Linked DNA regions of Homo sapiens: region 2 is linked to region 1. The links are chromatin loops, found by intact Hi-C in ENCODE. Cell type or tissue: PC-3. All regions are shown on one strand. Links, peaks and the distances in the headings refer to the core of each region. The heading gives the core; the rest is flanking DNA. Region 1 has its middle 44 kb from the start of LINC02869. Region 2 overlaps RRP15 (ribosomal RNA processing 15 homolog).

Region 1 (5,390 bases), core at 303-5,302:
TTGCGGCTCCCTAAAGGAATCTGAAAGCCTATATGACATCCATTAACCAGTAAGAGAAGGGGGAAAGGAATGGGGGGAAGGCAAAGAAAAAAATGCAGAATGTGGGGTGAATTAGTAAATTCAGAACTCAAAAGGTGGATAAATGAATAGGTGAATCTATCAATCAATTAGGTAGGCAACCAGTAAGACACTGATCTAGCCAGTTCTGACTGCAGAACTATTTTCAGCTTCCTGTATGGTAAGTAACTGGCAGTCAAAGGTAAACCCATATTTTCAGGGTATGCATGCAGCTAGTTATTGTGTTTGTTTTAACTGTTCACATTCAGTTAATAATTTATGCATTCTGTGACTAAGCTGTTTTTAAAAGTTTTTTTATTTGAAGGTAATAAGACATCTAATGTTGATTATGATAGAAAAAAATTCCAATTCAGAGGTGTAGTATGGGCAAAAGCCTAACTGTGGTGGGCTTAAAAGAGGGTAGGGAGGGAGAAATCAAAGACTTTGGTGTAGATAACTATTTTAAGGAGCTTGCTTTGAAATGAGCAGAGAACTAGGACGAATGAGGAAGAGGCTTTTATTTTTTTAAGTGGAAAAAAAAAGTATGCTTGGGGCCGGGCACGATGGCTCATGCCTGTAATCCCACGACTTTAGGAGGCTGAGGTGGGTGGATCACTTGCAGTCAGGAGTTCGAGTCCAGTCTGGCCAACATGGTGAAACCCTGTCTCTACTAAAAGTACAAAAATTGGCCGGTGTGGTGGTGCACACCTGTAGTCCCAGCACTCGGGAGGCTGAGGCAGGAGAATCACTTGTACCTGGGAGGCAGAGGTTGCAGTGAGCCGAGATGGCACCACTGCACTCCAGCCTGGTGACAGAGTGAGAATTTATCTAAAAAAAAAAAGAAAAAAGCCAGATGGATAACAAACTATAGAAATGATCCCTGAAAGTATATCCATCTGACAAAGAGCTACAAGGAACTTAAACAAATTTACAAGAAAAATACAAACAACCCCATCAAAAAGTGGGCAAAGGATATGAACAGACACTTTTCAAAAGAAGGCATTTATGCAGCCAACAAACATATGAAAAAAGCTCATCATCATTGGTCATTAGAGAAATGCAAATAAAAACCACAATGAGATACAATCTCATGCCAGTTAGAATGGCGATCATTAAAAAGTCTGGAAACAACAGATCTTGAAAAGGATGTGGAGAAACAGGAACGCTTTTACACTGTTGGTGGAAGTGTAAATTAGTCCAACCATTCTGGAAAACAGTGTGGTGATTCCTCAAGGATCTAGAACCAGAAATACCATTTGACCCAGCAATTCCATTACTGGGTATACACCCTAAGGATTATAAATCATTCTACTATAAAGACACATGCACATGTATGTTTATTGCAGCACTATTCACAATAGCAAAGACTTGGAACCAACCCAAATGCCCATCAATGATAGACTGGACAAAGAAAATGTGGCACATATATACCATGGAATACTATGCAGCCATAAAAAAGGATGAGTTCATGTCCTTTGCAGGGACGTGGATGAAGCTGGAAACTATCATTCTCAGCAAACTAACACAGGAACAGAAAACCAAACACCACATGTTCTCACTCATAAGTGGGAGTCGAACAATGAAAACACATGGACACAGGGAGGGGAACATCACACACTGGGGCCTGTTGGGGGTGAGGGGTTAGGGGAAAGATAACATTAGGGGAAATACCTAATGTAGATGACAGGTTGATGGGTGCAGCAAACCACCATGGCAGGTGTATACCTATGTAACAAACCTGCACGTTCTGCACATGTATCCCAGAACTTATAGTAATTTTTAAAAAGTATGCTTTATGCTGAAAGGAAGATGCAGTGCATTAGAGAGGAAGATATAATGCAGGAAGAGAAGGAGACAATTTCTAGAGGCATGGCATTGAGTAGGTAAGAGAGGTAGAGTTCTAAGGAGGAATGCCTGAGTGTATGTTAGGGTGGGAGCTTGTGAAGTCTTCTTGTCATTCTTGCTTTCTCCATAAAATAATAAGTGAGATCTTCAACTGAGAGTGAGGAATGAGGAGGAGGTATTGGAGATTTGAGGAAGGAGAAGACACAAAATTGCTATCTGGAAGAGTGCAAGAGAGAAAATGGGATAGGGATAGTGTGATTGACAGATGGCATTCCACTTCCACTTGAGGTTTGTGCTCATAAATTTAACATGAGACTCATGGTCCAATAGGACTGCAACCTTTTCCTTGTCTTCATTTAGGAGCATGGGTGCAAATGTGTAGTAGGCAGAGCATTGTAATTAGCCAGGTTTGAGATTTTTGTCAAGTGAGTATGATGAAGAAAGAAGGGGCGAGGAAGTTGGCCACGTATACAAGAGAGTGATTATAATCAACTGCCATGGACTCTAAACTGGGTAAAGTTAAGAGTGAACATGAATAGAATGAGGGAGGTGGAGAAACTGTAAGTTTGAGTGGATGAGGGAAGTTCAAGACTTGTTTGTGTTTGGGGAATAGAATCAGTGAGCAGGAAAGATAAGAGGTGATGGAGAATTAGATGCTGAAAATTAAGATCATGAAAGGGTTGCCAGTTTGGGTAATAACAAGGTGTAGAGGAGGGAATGTCTGAGATAGAAACAAGTTTACTGGAGGAGAGAAGGCTAATGATCTGAAGTACAGGGTGCTGGGAGGATTGTCTCTATAGGGATTGAAATCCTCCCCTCAAAAAGATAGTAGTACTGTTGGGAAAGTGACAGTGATCTAGAACTTTACTACTTGAAGAGTGGTCCAGCAGCTTCCATATTACTGGGTTCTTGTCAGATAAGCAGAATCTGAGGCTCCAATGCAGAACTACTGAGTCAGAATCTATAGTTCAGCAAGATCCCCCTAGACACTCATGTGTTCACTGAAGTTTGAGAAGCATTAGCCTAGAAACTAAATGTCTTTGTGAAATGAGGGGTAACCTAGGTTTAGAATGACTGTTACAAGGAGGAGTTGTGGATAGAGTCAATGACAGGAGACTCAAAGGGAAGAGGGATGGTGAATGGTTTGGAGACTGCAATGAGAAGCAAGGAGGCCAACCATCCCACCTCCAAGATGAGTGAAGAGAACAGCCACTAAGTAAAAGGACACAGAGGAGGCAGTGACCGCAAGAGGGAGCCTGGGTTTAATTTAGAACCAAGAACTGAACATCTGGAGGAAATATGGAGTATGAATCCTTGAAAACTCAAGAAAAGGGCAGTGGGTTCCAAAGGGCAAAGTGGAAGGAGTGCAGAGGCTGGGAATGTGTAGGAGAGAGGACCTCACGCTAGTTAAAGAGTATGGGAGTCTGGAGCTTACCACAGTGACTGACATAGCCATAAAGGACATAATGACTTCTTCCAGGTGGATAATGGTGGAGAATCTGAGTATTATGGGACAGAGAAATGTGGGTGTCTAAGGTTGGGGCGGGGTCCTCCCTCTTTACTTCTACTGAGGGAGGTTTGGAGACAAAAAAAAAAAAAGAAAAGAAACAGTTCAACTTCCTTCCACAGGGGAATTGGTGAATGACATTAAATTTATATATAATGAACATTACGGTTCAGTTAAAGGAATGAACCAGGATTGTTTTTCAACACAGCGCATAATGTTGAGTGAAAAAAGCAAGTTGCATAAAACAGGTTAGTTTTGAGACCAAAAATGCAGTTCGATAACACTTATGTAAAAAATTGAAATATAAAGAATAATAGTGAATATTAGTAATGAATATATGAGATATAATGAATACATACTCTTTTTTTAAAACCTGAAAGTGATATTCACTATTTTAGGAAATTGGTTACCTCTGGAAGAGAAACAAGGGGAAGGGGAAGATAGAGTTTTAGCTCTATTTGTAGGACTTTTTTTTTTTTTCCCCACCCCTCGAGACGGAGTCTCGCTCTGTCGCCCAGGCTGGAGTCCAGTGGCGTGATCTCAGGTCACTGCAAGCTCCGCCTCCAGGGTTAAAGCGATTCTCCTGCCTCAGCCTCCCAAGTAGCTGGGATTACAGGCACACGCTACCACACCCAGCTAATTTTTTTTTGTATTTTTAGTAGAGACAGGGTTTCACCGTGTTAGTCAAGCTGGTCTCAAACTCCTGACCTCGTGATCCACTTGCCTCAGCCTCCCAAAATACTGGGGTTACAGGCGTGATGTAGGGCTTTTTAAAAAATAAAAAGAGGGCTGGGCGCGGTGGCTCACACCTTTAATCCCAGCACTTTGGGAGGCCGAGGTGGGCGGATCACGAGGTCAGGAGATCGAGACTATCCTGGATAACACGGTGAAACCCCGTCTCTACTAAAAATACAAAAAAAATATTATCCGGGCGTGGTGGAGGGCGCCTGTAGTCCCAGCTACTCCAGAGGCTGAGTCAGGAGAATGGCGTGAACCCAGGAGGCGGAGCTTGCAGTGAGCCAAGATCGGGCCACAGGATTCCAGCCTGGGTGACAGAGCGAGACTTCGTCTCAAAATAAATAAATAAATAAATAAAATTTTAAAAAACAGATCTGAAACAAAAGTATAAAATATTAACATCTGTTCTTAGTGCACACATGAGTGTCTGTTATAATTATTTGAAGTGTTTTTCATTTTAAAATATTACACTAAAATGATAGATAATGAAGGAGGGATTATATTTTACCACTGGGCCTTGGAAGATAGACATTGAGGTTCTTTCAAAATAATGTCATGGCCATTTTATCCAGCTGCCGCTTCCTTAAGTTATAGCCATACAGCCCATCTCAATCCTACCATATTTGTCTCTCTTCCTCTCCTGCTTCAGAAGTGTTAAACAGGGTAAATGCTTCATATTTTCTTATGCAGAGCAATTTAGTTTTTAAGGTGTTCTGCCCTCTCCTTCCAAACTCTTCCTGGGACATATTATTTTGCAACTGTATGGTATTTTAGTATGTAAATGGTGTTTTGCCTTACCTAGACAGTTTCCTTCCTGAAAAGGGATTTGATGTCATTTGTTAAGTGGTAAGGGGAGGGGGAAGGTAATAACTATATAACCACAAAAAAATCACAAATACATATGTAAAAGCCAAATGTTCCATCCTTTGCAAACAAACATACTGAAACCACTTCTTCCGTCTCAATAGGGTGTGAGATTTTGAGCTTATTTTTGGTGATGGTGATGATAGAGTTGAGAAATATTTGGGAGACCTTTTGCTGGAACTAGTCATGGCCACGGGATTTACATTTTTTCTCAGTACAGCATCAAGGATGAAATACATGGGCTTATAAGTCAAAAACCAAAATCAAGTGAATTTATTCATCTGCCTTTGCAGGCATTCACACAGAGCACAGTTTATAAGCTGAAAGCCCCACATCTGCTGAACAAAATTCCCCCCTTTGCCTAGCTGAAACTGTCCTC
Region 2 (5,390 bases), core at 311-5,310, 210 kb after region 1:
GAAGAATTTGCTTCTAGTTCTGCCTCCTAGTAGTTTCTGTAGGCACATTTTAAATATTATGGTATTTTGCCCCCAGTAATTATAGGAGGGAAGGACAAGAAAATACACTTTTGGTGAATAAAATGCTAAATGACTATCAAAGTTCAGTTAAGCATTCACGATTAAAGTCTCTTATTAAAGCCCTCAAATGGAATCTTTTGTTTTGAAATTACAGAGGTAGAGAGTGGAGCTGTTTCCACTCTTAGCCATTCTCCACTCATCAATGGGTCTATTCACTTAAGTAATGTGGGATTTCTACAAGAGGCTGAAGAAAACAAAACTACTCATCCCTGTCCTGGAGTTTTACGCCTATGGATCATAGGTCCTTACTAACATTGACCAAAGCATAACTTCATTTGTAACAATTCTGGAAGCTTTCCAGAACGGTTTCAAGCATGAAAAATCAGGAGGTGAAAAAAAGAAATACATGGAACGACGGTAATTGATTACATTTCCCCCCAAATAGTGATACTTGATAAATGCAAAATAACCCTTTAATATGAAAATACACCAAAAGTCTTTTAAGATTTTATTTATAATTTTATATTTGATACCACTATTCAAGAACAATGTTTGGTCTATATCAATTTTGTCTCATGTTCTAGATGCATTTCTATAAACAGCTTTATTTCATTATTCTAGTTATGAATAATGAAACAGAAAGGTGGTTTCCTTACAAAAAATAATCCGATTATTATTTCCATTTGTATTTAAAGGTTAATCTAAGGAAGAAGTGTTAAGGAAAAATGAGGAAACAATGGGCGGGGAGGAAAATGGAAACAGGGTGGGTTTAAAGAGATCAGAGGTGGTAAAAGATAAAGAGATAGGACCAAGAAAAACCACAGCATATCAGCAGGTTGTGAGGCTTTAAAGAGATAAACTCATCACACTAATGATACACTGTGGGAACATTATCTCACCCTTTGGAATTATGATTAGTTGATTGATTACTGCTTGTGGCTTTTGGGCCACTCATAACTCTACAATTTTAGCTCTCCAGGAAAGTCTTTCTTTGGGAGGCAGTCTCACAGTGGCCTGTGCTATGTCATCCCTGTAGCTGCAGCCTCTGGTTTCTTGCCCCTGGTGAAATTCACCCACTAAGATAGCATTTAGTAACTGATATAAATAAATGAACATATGGTAATAGTTGGGACACAGCATAACGCTATGGATAAGTGCTTAACAAAATCCTAATGTTGACAAAAAGAAACCAGCAGCAGAATTTTCCTTATTTTTTAGGGCAGTACTTGACACTCACCTTTACAGAATCTCTACTCCTCCTTCATTTACTCTGTCACCACAGAAGTTCACAGATAGACTTCACAAAGCAAGAAACCAGAATGAGGTTGCTGGGGAGAAATGGAGAGAGTGTTTTGGCCAACTAAAAATAAACACAAAAGATGAGAAAGAAAAAGAGAAGGTGAGTGATAGAGAAAAATATGACTGTGTTCTCATAATTAAAATGAGTATAATATAACAAAAGTTTTTTTTTTTTTTTTAAAGATACATGGTCTTTAAATGAATTTATGTGTCTGTCATCATCTCAGTGGGCTTCATAGATTGGGTAAAATTCCAAATGTCTAAATTTCCACTGCCAAAATTACCAACCTACATTTCAAACAAATATGCCGTTCTGCTGCCTCGATTAGCCTGCAATTAAAAAAAAAATAAATAAATAAAAACCAAGGGTCAATAGTAATTGCATAAAAAAAGAAAACCTCAGTGTAGTTTATGATAGAGGGAAAAATTAGTAAATAAGTATTTTTAAAAGCCTAAGTATGTAAGTATTTTGAAAAGCACAGCTATATAGATGGTTATAATTTATAAAACGGGAGACTACAGACCACAAACTCTCACTGATGATTATTTGAAATCTTAGTAGAAAATAAAGTTCTCATAACTAGGGTAGCTACATCATTTGTCACACAAATCCAAACATTTTTTGCAGTAAAGAGGATGCCACTCATTGATACACTAAGACAACAGGGGTAAATCAGGACTCTCCCAGATAATTACCTTATTTAAAATGAAGCCACTTTAAATCTGTAAGAATACATCTGTTAGTCTTTCACCTTTTTTCGGTTACAGTGGTGATATTATATTTTGCATACTTCCAAGACCTTTTTTTTCCTTTGCCTATGCAGCATATTCTAAAAATCACCATCAGAGATACATTTTGAAAATGCTACTTGCACAATTTTAGCATTAATATAAACCTGCACTGCCACAAAAATGAACCCCCGAGAGGTGCTTGGTCAAGTTCTTTTGAGCTCCATGAAAGCAGTCTCCCACAGAGAAAGGTAGGAGAAGATAAATACAACAATAATGGGATTAACAAGCATTTTATGTATTCTTTGTATAGCCAGAGAAATTCATTTTTAAATTTTTGAAAATCAACAACAGAAAAAGAATCCCAAAGGTAAAAACGAGTTTGGCCCCCCTTCCCATTTTAGTGCCAGTACAGAAAAAAAAAGAACAGTGTTTCTGTTTGTTGTTTGATGCTTGCAGGTCACATAATAATGACTTTTCACATGTTGATCCTTCTTGTTTAGCACACAGTAACTGCTTCATAAAACCAGGGACACCAGGAAAGTTACTTTCACATAATTGAAGGGGCTGTTTCCTGTTAACGTGAAAATTTTTGTGATCAAGAATCCTACCATTTGTGGTTTCTCTTTAGATTTGTTACATCTATATGAGTCCTTTTAAGTAAAAAGGCAGTATCATTACTGTTCCAAGCAAATAGCACTATCTACCATAAGAAATAAATATATGCCAAAGAAATAAATCCAGAAATGGGTGTGTCATTGTGACCTGAAGAGACAAATAATTTTGCCTGCTGGGTTATTGGAGGTAACAAGTTTTTTGTATCTGTTTCTTTAAGAGGACTTTGTCTTACAATTTTAAGTTACTTAAGATCATTAAACAATAGACTATTATAAGGTCAATCTGGTTATTTAACCAGTTGTAACAATTAAATCTAATCAATGTCACACTTATACTGATTGTTCAGAAACTACATACTCGTGTGCTTGTAGGGAAAAAGGATTTTTATCAGTTGACTCAATGATAGCTGAAATCATGCCACCTAGAGGAAAGCTGTGGTATGTCTTAAAACTTCATACTGTTAAATTCATTAATGTATAATTTTGCATTGATTTGTTGTTACTGCACATCAAATAAAAATTAGTTTCACATAAATATTGTAAAACATGCATTTTTAGAAAAGATGCTAGATCAACAGCAATGGGATATCCTTAATTATCAAGTTTTAGTTACCTGTTATCTCCTAGGCAATAACATGATAAAAATCTAATCCTCATTTATAAAGCATAATTTGAATATCTAAATTCTTAATAGCAAAAATGTCAACCACTTACATTTATGAGTCATCTAATGTCATTAAGTAACAGAGCAGCAAATAGCCAATATATTGTATCTTAGGAATAAAAAACCAATAGCTGTATATAGTAAATTATTGGATACCACTTCAGTAGAGTAGTTCCATTTCTGCAGCATCCAGATAATTCAAATATAAAGTTTTAATTATCAGACATGCTCAGGCAAGACCTATAATGAATTATCCAGTAGCAAGTTACAGAATAAACTGACAACAACAGCCTGGGGTGATATGTTAACTCTAAATTGACACAGCCAGGAAAATTTTCACCTTCTGATTAACGGCATCTATTAATTTTTTTTAAGTACTATTTCCATTTTACTTTTCTCCAGAGGATAGTTTTGCTTCAGTCCTTAAAGACTCAGCTCCTTACATGAGCTTTGGTGCCAGCATCTGCAGGTCTAAATAGAAGTGGAGATGTTCAGTTCTTGCAGGCTTCCTGCTGTGAATGGCACAACTCACACAATAATGTAGCTTCACATACAGCTCGGGAAGCACATATGCATTGAAGACACTTGCTGCAGCCTCTACTGTGTTTTGAATAAAGAAATTCTTAATAGCCCTGTCCTTGGGCACACATGTGGCTGCCACCCTTTTTGGCATGATCATTGTTCCTTTTGTCACCTTGGAAGTGAGGACCCGAAAGAGCATGGCATCTACTACTACCTTCCATTGGCCATAGGTTTACGTCATGGTTAAATGAGACCAAAATACTGAATGCCCATTTTTCTTTCCAGAGAAGAGTTCAATTTCTAGAATCTAATTTTCTATAAGACATTAATATCTACAATGTGAGCAATCACTATTGTGTATAGCAGCTCTGTAACTCAAACCTGGATTGGACTATACTATCTGTGTGGCCTTGGGCAGGTTACTGAAACTTACTGCTTGTTTCCTCATCTGTATAATGGGGACAATAACAACATCTACCTAACAGGGTTATAAGGAAAAGGGTATGAATTAAGGGGCATTATGAAACCCTTAAATATTGTCTGGCATAAAATCAATATTGTTTAAATGTTTGCTATTATTATTACATGTTCTGTTCCAACTTTTACTTGAATAAGTGATAGAACTATGCAAAATAGGATGGTTAAAAACAAAATAGCAATGGCTTTTTTTAAAAATCAAGAAAACAGAGGTTCTCACTTAAAAATAAAGTTTTATTAATCAAAAGGCACAAGGAAACAGTGGACACATGGAAAGGGAGTCAAATTTTTTATGTTCAACATTCATTGCAGGGTAATTAGCAAAACTTAAAAGATAAAGTAGGATTCTAGCAAACAGGACTCTTCATACAGTCATCTAATACAGCTAATATCAATAATGCTCTATTAAACAGTATGTAGAGTTTGGATTCTAGAACAGAATAAGTAAGCAAAAAATAAAAACTGTTTTAGTGTCTCATTAAATGTCAGGATCATTTTTCTCAATATAAATATAAGGCCTGTCTTTTCAGACTGTCAAAAATTACATTCTTTAAAAAAAAGTCTTATTCTATTCACCTCATGCATTGTTGGCATTTAAGAAACTTATACTATCCATAATGTTTTTAATCTTACTTTTTCAGTTAACATATCATTGACACTGTGTTTTCATCAGTCTTCACAACCATCATTTTAAAAGGAATTGACAGAAGACTGGTGGTTCGATAGTTTATGTAAATGTCCTCATATCACTGAACTTGTAAGTTTTAAAAAATTTCTTGCTATTAAAAACAATTCTATATAATACTGTTCACACAGCATTTTCTGTCATCAGAATCTTTTCCTGAGGAAGGTTTCCAGAAGTAGAATTGCTGGGCCTCAATAAGCACCTACCACCTGTTAGACTTTAAATTTTTGTTGGGGGGAATTCTATCTAGAAAAGGAAGACTCAGAATTACATAGATGAGAAATGAATGGAAACCTATAGGTGCAGCACCTAATCCTCCAAATGCATAAGAGAGAAC

Evidence for each region. Hi-C counts contacts between places; a loop is a spot of excess contacts. Peaks named below come from ENCODE experiments on the same cell type or tissue, not always from the same donor. Only the 100,000 strongest peaks of a DNase experiment are listed, where the experiment ranks them.
Region 2: it touches region 1 in a loop (6-fold over the local background); 8 of 110 quality-filtered maps call a loop at or near these places.

The regions. Positions count from the first base shown.
Region 1 is chr1:218,551,171-218,556,560 of GRCh38, reverse strand. No RefSeq gene overlaps it. Among named protein-coding and RNA genes, the nearest start is that of LINC02869, 44 kb to the right of the region's middle. In PC-3, for the core only: CTCF peaks have their summits at 2,949 and 3,149 (motif pointing right); a DNase peak (open chromatin) is centred at 3,150.
Region 2 is chr1:218,337,175-218,342,564 of GRCh38, reverse strand. RRP15 (ribosomal RNA processing 15 homolog) reads right to left here. Exons shown (of 5, transcript NM_016052.4): 5 at 4,582-5,390. It also overlaps the pseudogene RPS26P17. Among named protein-coding and RNA genes, the nearest start is that of TGFB2, 5.5 kb to the left of the region's middle. In PC-3, for the core only: CTCF peaks have their summits at 2,911 and 3,129 (motif pointing left); a DNase peak (open chromatin) is centred at 3,114; H3K27ac peaks cover 1,066 bases.